2 separate regions of the Homo sapiens genome follow, and region 1 is linked to region 2. The links are chromatin loops, found by intact Hi-C in ENCODE. Cell type or tissue: CD14-positive monocyte. All regions are shown on one strand. Each heading gives the region's core, and the rest is flanking DNA. Links, peaks and the distances in the headings are about the cores only.

Region 1 (4,404 bases), core at 203-4,202, 62 kb before region 2:
TCAGAGAGAATCACAGATAGTTTTATGTTTTAGTGTTTGCTTGACATATCTTTTTCTATCTTTTTATTTCCAACCTTTCTATATCCTCTTATTTTAGACATGTCTCTAGTAAGTATATAGCATGTTTTGTTTTTTTTTTAATAATACAATAATTTCTCTTTTAATTGAATCATTTATTTCATTTCTATTTGATGCAATCACTGATAATCTTTGTTTTCTTCGCTCCCCTTTTGTTCTTTCTTAACTTTTGGTTTTATATTCATCTAATGTTTTCATTATTCAACTTCTCCTCCTATCAGCTTGATACTTACACACCGTCTTACTATTTTAGTGATTAGAGATTACCATAGCTATCCTCAATTTATCAAAATCAACTTTCCTAGTTAAAGCTGTGAGTCATTGTTCATAGCTGACATCCACAGTGGTGTGGGTTTAATTCCTATCAGCAGCTCATGTCAACTCTTTCTTTGCTTTCACTACAGTTTTCTTTTTACTTGGGTATAACTGACCAACAATGTTATGGGATCCTTAAAAGAGAGAGTAGTGGTGAGAATGGTAAGGTTGGAGATAAGGGGAGGTGTCATCATGGAATCAAAGAAACAGTTTTTGGTTTTTGGGGTCTTGGTGACATCACCTTTTTCTTTGCTCCTGGCCTCCCTAAAACCTCCCTTCTGTCTCACCCTTCCTGCTCTGTCTCCTGCTCTTTTTTTCTCTAGCTCTATGGTAGTTTACTAGGGCTGCTGGAATGAAGTACCGTAAGCTTGGTGTCTTAAACAACAGAAATTTATTGTCTCACAGAGCTGGAGGCTAGAATTCTGAAATAAAGGTGGCAGGGCCATATTTCCTCCTAAGATTCAATGGCAGAATATTTTCTTGCCTCTTCCTATCTTCCTAGCTTCTTCTGGTGGTTGCCAGCAATCCTTGCCATATCTTGGCTTGTAGACATGTTATTCCAATCTTTGCCCTCATCTTTATAGGGCATTCTTCCCTGTGCGTCTCTATGTCTCCTCACATGGCATTCTCATTGTGTGTCTGTGTTCTCATTTTCTTCTTCTTATAAGAATACCAGTTACTGGATTGGGGCCCACCCTAATCCAGCATGACCTCATCCTAACTTGATTACATCTTCAAGATCTTATTACCAAACAAGGTCACATTCTGAGGTTCCATGTGGACATAAATTTTGGGGGATGCTCTTCAACCCAGTACAAGCTCACTTACTCTGTAGAGTGCAGTAAAAGTAGCACTGACTTAGAAATTAGACATTCTAAGTACTAATTGTGCTTGTGCTACTAATTATATAATACAGACTTTGGAGTTCACAAGCAGGGGTTCAAATCTCAGCTTTGTCATTTAACTACCTTGAGCCTCAGAGTAGTAAAATCAAATGATTTTATTTTTGAGATTCAGCTTTCAAATTCTAGTCACTCCTTTGGGCTATTTCTTTTTCTTACTCTGCCATGCCCATCTAATCCCTTTCCTCTTTAACAACTTGACCTCTTAATTCCAGTTTTCTTCCTCCTTAATTCTCCTCTTTATCCTTTTCTTCCCACTTTAGAAAAACATTATTTCTTTTAAATAATAGAGACAGGGTCTCACCGTGTTGCCCAGGCTAGTCTCAAACTCCTGGGCTCAAGCAGTCCCCCAACCCTGGCCTTCTAAAGTGCTGGGATTACAGGCATTAGCTACCATGCCTGGCCTCTCCCCAGTTTTTTTCCTTACAACTAGGATGATATTCATCCTGGTTTGTCCAGGAACAATCCCAGTTTATGCCCATTGTCACAGTATAATTATTGATAATGCCCCCTTCTACTTTCAAAGCATTCTGGTTTAATGATGAGTTAAATGATTGCCCTACTTAGAGTGTTTTCATAACACTTAGACCTGCCTCTATCACTGCATGATTCACAATGTACTATGTTATTGTATTTTAATTGTTTTTTGGATTTGTCTCCTTGGTGGGATTTAGGGTAGTCACTGGGAATGATTTTCTTCATTTCTGCAGACTCCACCATATATACCTGGCATTGGGAGGAGCTCAGTCATGCTGCTTGGACATGGGAATGTTTTTGAAACCTTGCTTCTTTCATTTTGTGCATAGCAGGTGTTCAATAAATCATTTTTAATTGAAGTAGATAGCTGTCTATTATGAAAATGAGAAATGAACTTGACAAGAACACTGCTTCTTCTCTCTGCCCTCCTTTATTTGTCATCATTAGCTCAGAGATCTCATTTTACCTCCAGATTTGTGAGTCATTTCTTCCTCTTGCCTCACCCATAGCTATTTTAATTCTTTGAAAACTGGAGTTAGTTATCCTTTTCAAGCCTCCAGTGAGTGCTGCGGTGACCTGATTTCCAGTTGCTGGGTGCTTGCTTTGGGCAAGTGTACCTCCACGATTGAAATCTTCCCTCCACCCCGAGCTCCTGAGGCTCTCTCCACTCTGTCATCTGTTTCAGAAGCAGTTTTTGTACCACCTTGCTTTTACCTTTGAGGCCATACCCACTGTTGGTTACTTCATCCTGTGGCTATGTCTATACAAGTGAAATTAAGTGCATAATGAAGTCAATGGTGGGTTTAATTCAGGCCACTTTTGCCTGACACTTCTTTCTTTTGCTGTCAGCTCATCACCTCAGCACCCCCAACCCACTTATTGTTTGGAGGCTGGGATCTGCTATGCCACAGGAGTATTTTCTGAGCCTTGTCATTTACTTCAAATGATGGAAGACATTTTCTTTCTTCAGGAATTATGAGACCTAATCCACCTGGATTTAGCAAATGGGTTGTTCTTCCTGCTGGTTGCTAAAAACCATCACGTATTCAGTTTTCGACAAACAATTGTTGAGAACTTACTAGGTACAAGCAATAATACCAACACAATTATTGTCTTCAGGGAGTTCTCTAGAGGCTGCGGGCGTGCACTGCTCAAATCCACTTGCGTGAGAAGCTCATGAGGAGGGTAGTTAGCTGACAGTTTCCAGCTGCGGCCCCTCTGGCTCTGCCCCTGCATTCACGCTGACAAGTCACAGACTTCTGGGGATTCTTCTAGCTAGTAACTGAATGTGGTAGTTGTATGGTACCATGGTCAGGCTATTTCTGGCTGGCATGGGACTCCTCTAATGAGGAGTCTTTGCTTGAGGCCTCCTGGTCGGCCTGGCTCAGACTCAGTGCTGCAATGCCGTCTGACTCCTACTACCCAGTCCTCCTCCTTCCCTCCTATTCTGAAGGCCCTCCCTGCCCATGCTGGTTGCCCCTCCCCAAATCCTTCACAGGCGTTTCTCCCAAGAAATCTCCTGCATGACTAATTTTGTCTTGGCATCTTGTTCGTAGAAGAGTTGAGCTGACACAAGTTTCCAGTCCAGTATTGTAGATTAAACATGTGCACAAAGAACACAGCATACTCTTCATTATATTCCTCTCCAACATTAAGTGGTGAGATTAAAGTACAACAGGGACAGGTAATCTTAGATTGCGAAAAGAGGTATATTTTATATTTACCATAGTCTGTCATTTCCGAGAAGGCAAAGACCATGACCAACATAATTATTTGTTCAGGTGAACAGTTCTTTGTTCACTTGTCATGGGTGATAAGTAAAAGCACTTAAGAGAAGAAGAATAATAATAGTTGTGTAATTGTAATAATAATAATAATAATAATAATAATTTATTGAGGGCCCTGTCTCTGCCAGGCATTAGGTACTTTGTGTATCTTTTTTTCCAGTCTTCATAACAACCAAGCAAAGAAGGTATTGCTGTCATCCTCATTTTGCAGAAGAGGAAAGTGAAAAATGAAAGAGGTTAAATAGATTGCTCAAGGTTGTCCGGACGCAGTGGCTCACACCTGTAATCCCAGCACTTTGGGAGGCCGAGGTGGGAGGATCACCTGAGGTCAGGAGTTCAAGACCAGCCTGGCCAACATGGTGAAACCCCATCTCTACTGAAAATACAAAAATTAGCCAGGCATGGTGGCGCATGCCTGTAATCTCAGCTACTCAAGAGGCTGAGGCAGGAGAATTGCTTGAACCCGGGAGGTGGACGTTGCAGTGAATTGAGATTGCACCACTGTACTCCAGCCTGTGCAACACCACGCCTGGCTTAATTTTTGTATTTTTAGTAAAGATGGGGTTTTGCCATGTCGGCCGGGCTGGTCTCACACTCCTGACCTCAGGTGATCTGCCCACCTCTGCCTCAGATTATTCTTTTTCCTGTCTTAGAAAAAAAAAAAAAAAGATTGCTCAAGGTCACCCTGAAGCTAGTGAGTGGCTGTGCCAGGGTTTGGGTTTGTGAAGCTCTGATGCTCTTGAATTTCCCATGATACCATGCTCTGTCTTTAGGGTGATCTTCAGACTTAGGCCACATGGTAATCAGTCTGGGGAATTTGAGGAATATCCCTCCCAATGGGCTAG
Region 2 (4,404 bases), core at 147-4,146:
AACCAAAACTACAGAGCTAAAAGGGACATTTATATTTTGTGATTTAAAGTTCACATTTAAAATATGAATTTTTTATTCATATTTACCACTTTACCAAAATTTTTAATTCATATTTATTTACTTTACCAAAAAGGAAGCTAAATCACCCTTCTGTTCTATTTAATATAAAATACCTGGGACCCTGAATGTGCCCAGCTACTCATTTTGTGCCTGCTGGGAAAGCCCCATCAGAAAAGTCATTTGGATCACCTGAGTGGGCTAGAAGGCAGCATGAAGATGAATCATCACTGTAGAAAGTTCTGAATGCATGCTGTCTTCAAGAAAATTAATTATGCATCTGTAGTGTTCATTTTTACTGTATAATGCTATATGAAAATGTTGTATAAGATTAAAAAAAACCCTTAAGTTCTATAACCATTTTTAGCACAGCAAAGGTGATATAGCACCTATTTAGAGAGAGCACTCTAGTGTTTCAATTATTGTACACACTGCTGTAGGTGCTTTCAGGGCTTAGTAACTATATAGGGCTAAAGTATTAGACAGGGGCAAGAAAATTCTTAGAATGAAAGTCATATATTTGAACTCTGAAGAGTTGCAGAGGGACCCAGTCAAGTATTCATTTCAGTTTTGACCAGCACTTACATTTGAGGAAATTATCCAGAGCTGGAAAAATAACCACTCAAAAGGAACAGATGGAATAATGCACAGCATTCACACAGGGCCAGGATTAGTATCTGATCCCACTAGCTAGACTGGAAAATGTTATAATTTACAGGACGCTGGGTAGACTATTTAAAGGTTCTTGCCTTTACAGTGAACAATAATGCCCTAAATGAAACATGGCTCTGATCCTGCCTAACAAATTTTAAAAGCAAGACCTAAAAGGATCGAACTGTTTTGAAGTATTTTAATTGCATCTGAGAACAAAGCTCAAGAATCTTTTTGAGGTTCAAAAATATTCTGCATTCAACAGGTAAAATCACAACATCTGACATCCCATCAAAAATTATCAGGTATGCAAAGAAGTAGGAACTTATGACCTGTAATGAAAAAAAAAATCAATCAATTGAAACCAATCCAGAACTGGTATAGATGTGAGAATTAGCACTTATGTCATTTAAACAGTTATTATAACTATGTTGTATGTTCAATAAGATAAGTAGGGACATGGAAGACATAAAAAGACCCAAACCAACTTATAGAGATGGAAACTGGCCAGGTGCCGTGGCTCATGCCTGTAATCCCAGTGCTTTGGGAGGTTGAGGCGGGAGGGTCCCTTGAGCTCAGGAGTTTGAGGCAGTGGAGAGCGATGATTGTGCCACGGCACTCCAGCCTGGGTGACAAAGCAAGATTCCATCTCTAAAACAAAAACCAATGCAGATGAAAATCACAATGTCTGAGACGACACTGGGTGGGATTAATGGCAGATTGGACATTGCAGAAAAAAATAATGAACTTGAAGATATAGCAATAGAAACAATTCAAAAGTAAACACAGAGAAAAAGGAACAAAAAAATAAATAGTGTAATCAGTGAGCTGTGGAACAACTTCAAGTAGCTTAATATAGCTGTAACTGTAGTTCCTTAAAAAATACAGAAAAGTATTTTTAAAAAGATGTTGTAAGCTTCCCAAATTTAGTGAATTATAAACCCACAGATCCAAGAAGTACAATGAAACCCCAAACCAAGCAATTTGAAGAAAACTGCATAAAGCAGATTATTAAACTGTATAAAAATATTGATGAAGAGAAAGTCTTACAGGCATGAAGAGAAAGAAGACACATTATGTACAGAGGAACAAATATAAAGATGAGAGGAGACTTTTCACCAGAAACAACGCAAGTGAGGAGACAGTGACTCAACATCTTCAAGTGCCAAAAAGAAAAACTGTCACATAGAATTATATACCCAGTGAAAATATCCTTGAGAAACAGGATAAAATAAGGACATTTTTAGACATACAAAAGTCTGAATTATTCATCATTAGCAGAGTCACACTACAAGAAATGTGAAAGGAATTTGTGCAATCAGAAGGAAAAAGACATCAGATAGAAATATTGATCTACACAAGAAATGAAGAACATGAAATGGTAACTACATGAGTAAATACATAAGATATTTTTCTTATTATTTAAATATTTTAAAAGAAAATTAAATATTAAAAGAAAACAATGACAATGTAGTGTATGGTTTGTATTAAACATATGGTGGTAGGCAGAATTCTAGAAATGTTTCCCAAGATTCCATTCCCTAATCCCCAGAACCATTGAATCTGATGATAATATCATTCCTGTGATTATGTTGTATTCTACAGCACAGCTGAGTTTAAGATAGGGAGGTTACCCAGGTGGACCTGACTAACTATATGAGTCCATTTAAACAGAGTTTCCTCCATTTGTTATCAGAAGGGGAAGGCAGAGGTATTGAATACCTCAATATTGAATACCGCAAGAAAGACTGGGTGCATTGATTTGTTTGTAGATAAAAAGGTTCAAGTGCAAGGACCAGAGAGTGGCTGCAATGACCTGAAAGTAAACCCTGGTCAACAGTCAGCTAGGAAATGGGAACTTGATTTCTAAAACCATAAGGAACTATAGTCTGTTAATAACAGAAATGAGCTTGCAGCAAGACCCACACTCGAGATGAGAATACAGCTGGCTGATATCTTGATTTCGACATTGTGAGAACCTGAACAGAAAATCCAGCGAGGTCATTCCAGACTTACAGAAGTCTGAGATAATAAATGGGTGTTATATTAAGTCTCTAAGTTTATGGTAATTTATTATGCAGAAAACCAAAGAGAAAACTGACATAAATAGACAAATAATAGACATATGTAGAAGTAAAATGTATGACAAAAATAACACAGAGGCTGAAATGGGCAAAATAAAACTACACTGTTTAAGCAATCTTACGGTATATGTAAGTTGTATATTATCACTTGAAGGTAATCTGTGATATGTTAAAGACGTACACTATAAACTGTAAAGCAAATACTAAAATAATAAATTATTATTGTTAATACTGCCAATAAAGGAGACAAGATGGAATCATAAAAATATTCAGTTAATTCAGAATAAGGCAGAAAATAAACAAGAGAGCATAGATCATATGTGAAAAATAGAAAAAAGTATCAAGATAAGTTTAAATCTAACCATATCCATAGTTAACACTAGTTGTAAATGGACTAAACACCCCAATTAAAAGGCAGATATTTTCACATTATATATATATGCTGGTTAAGAGAAATGCACCTTAAGTGTAAAGACACAAGAAGGTCAAAACTAAAAGGATAGAAAAAAATATATTGACAATAGTCAAAAGGAAGCTAGGGTGGCTATATTAATAATAGACAAAGTAGATTTCAGATTTTATCCTGAGATAAAGTAAGGTACTTTATACTGATAATGATGTCAATTTACCAGAAGAAAAGAACATTCCTGAATGTTCATACGCTCAATAACAGAGCATCAAAATACTGGAATCAAAAACCGATAGAACTGCAAGAACAAATAGACATATCCACAGTTATAATCAGATATTTCAGGATCATTCTCTCCACAATTGATAGAACAAAGAGACAGAAAATCAGTAAAAATATAAGAAACTTGGACAAAACAATCAAATGACTTAATTCATATTAAGAAGTATTTATACAGAACTTCACCCGAAAAAGCAGCATAGATATTTACTTTCAAGTGTATATAGAATATTTACAAAGATCATATTCTGGGCCACAAAACGTATCTCAATAAATTTAAAAAGAATTAAAGTTTTACAAAGTCTGTTCTCTGGCTACAATGAAATTAAATTAGAAATCAATAACAGAATGATTTTCTGGCAAATCCTCAAATATTTGGAAACTAAATAAGACACTTCTAAATTGCCCATTGGGTCAAAGAAACGATCAAAAGGGATCAAGCTTGATGAGTCAGTAGGAAAAAATGTAAAAAAAGAGAGCTCAAAAGGGAAATAAGAAAGTACTATGAACTGAATGAAAATGAAATTACAACATATGAAATCGGTGGGATGCTGATAAATCAGAAATTATAAAAAATTTAAAGCACTAAGCAAAGAAATTAAAAACATTCAGTTTGGAAAGGAAGAAAGGAAACCATCTTTATTCATAGACAATATAATCTTCCATGCAGAGAATCCAATGGAATCTACAAAAAGCTATAAGAACTGAGTTAGCCAGATGGCAGGATACATTAGTATGCAAACATCAGTTGTATTTGTACATACTAACAATGAACATGAGAAATTGAAAAAAATCATTTAAAATAGCTTCAAAAGTATGAAAATACCGCTGTATTTGATAAAAGGTGAGCAAGATCTGTTTACTGAAATCTAAAAAATATTACTGGGAAAAACTCAACAATGGAGAGATATACAATGTTCATAT

The links. Peaks named below come from ENCODE experiments on the same cell type or tissue, not always from the same donor. Only the 100,000 strongest peaks of a DNase experiment are listed, where the experiment ranks them.
Region 1: it touches region 2 in a loop (2.2-fold over the local background); 2 of 110 quality-filtered maps call a loop at or near these places.

Annotation. Positions count from the first base shown.
Region 1 is chr3:101,961,812-101,966,215 of GRCh38, forward strand. All of the region lies in intron 2 of RDUR (RIG-I dependent antiviral response regulator RNA), which reads left to right. Among named protein-coding and RNA genes, the nearest start is that of RDUR, 23 kb to the left of the region's middle. In CD14-positive monocyte, for the core only: no CTCF peak of the experiment used is centred there; a DNase peak (open chromatin) is centred at 2,250; H3K4me3 peaks cover 487 bases; H3K27ac peaks cover 652 bases.
Region 2 is chr3:102,024,219-102,028,622 of GRCh38, forward strand. No RefSeq gene overlaps it. Among named protein-coding and RNA genes, the nearest start is that of RDUR, 86 kb to the left of the region's middle. In CD14-positive monocyte, for the core only: no CTCF peak of the experiment used is centred there; a DNase peak (open chromatin) is centred at 2,603; H3K4me3 peaks cover 2,054 bases; H3K27ac peaks cover 1,888 bases.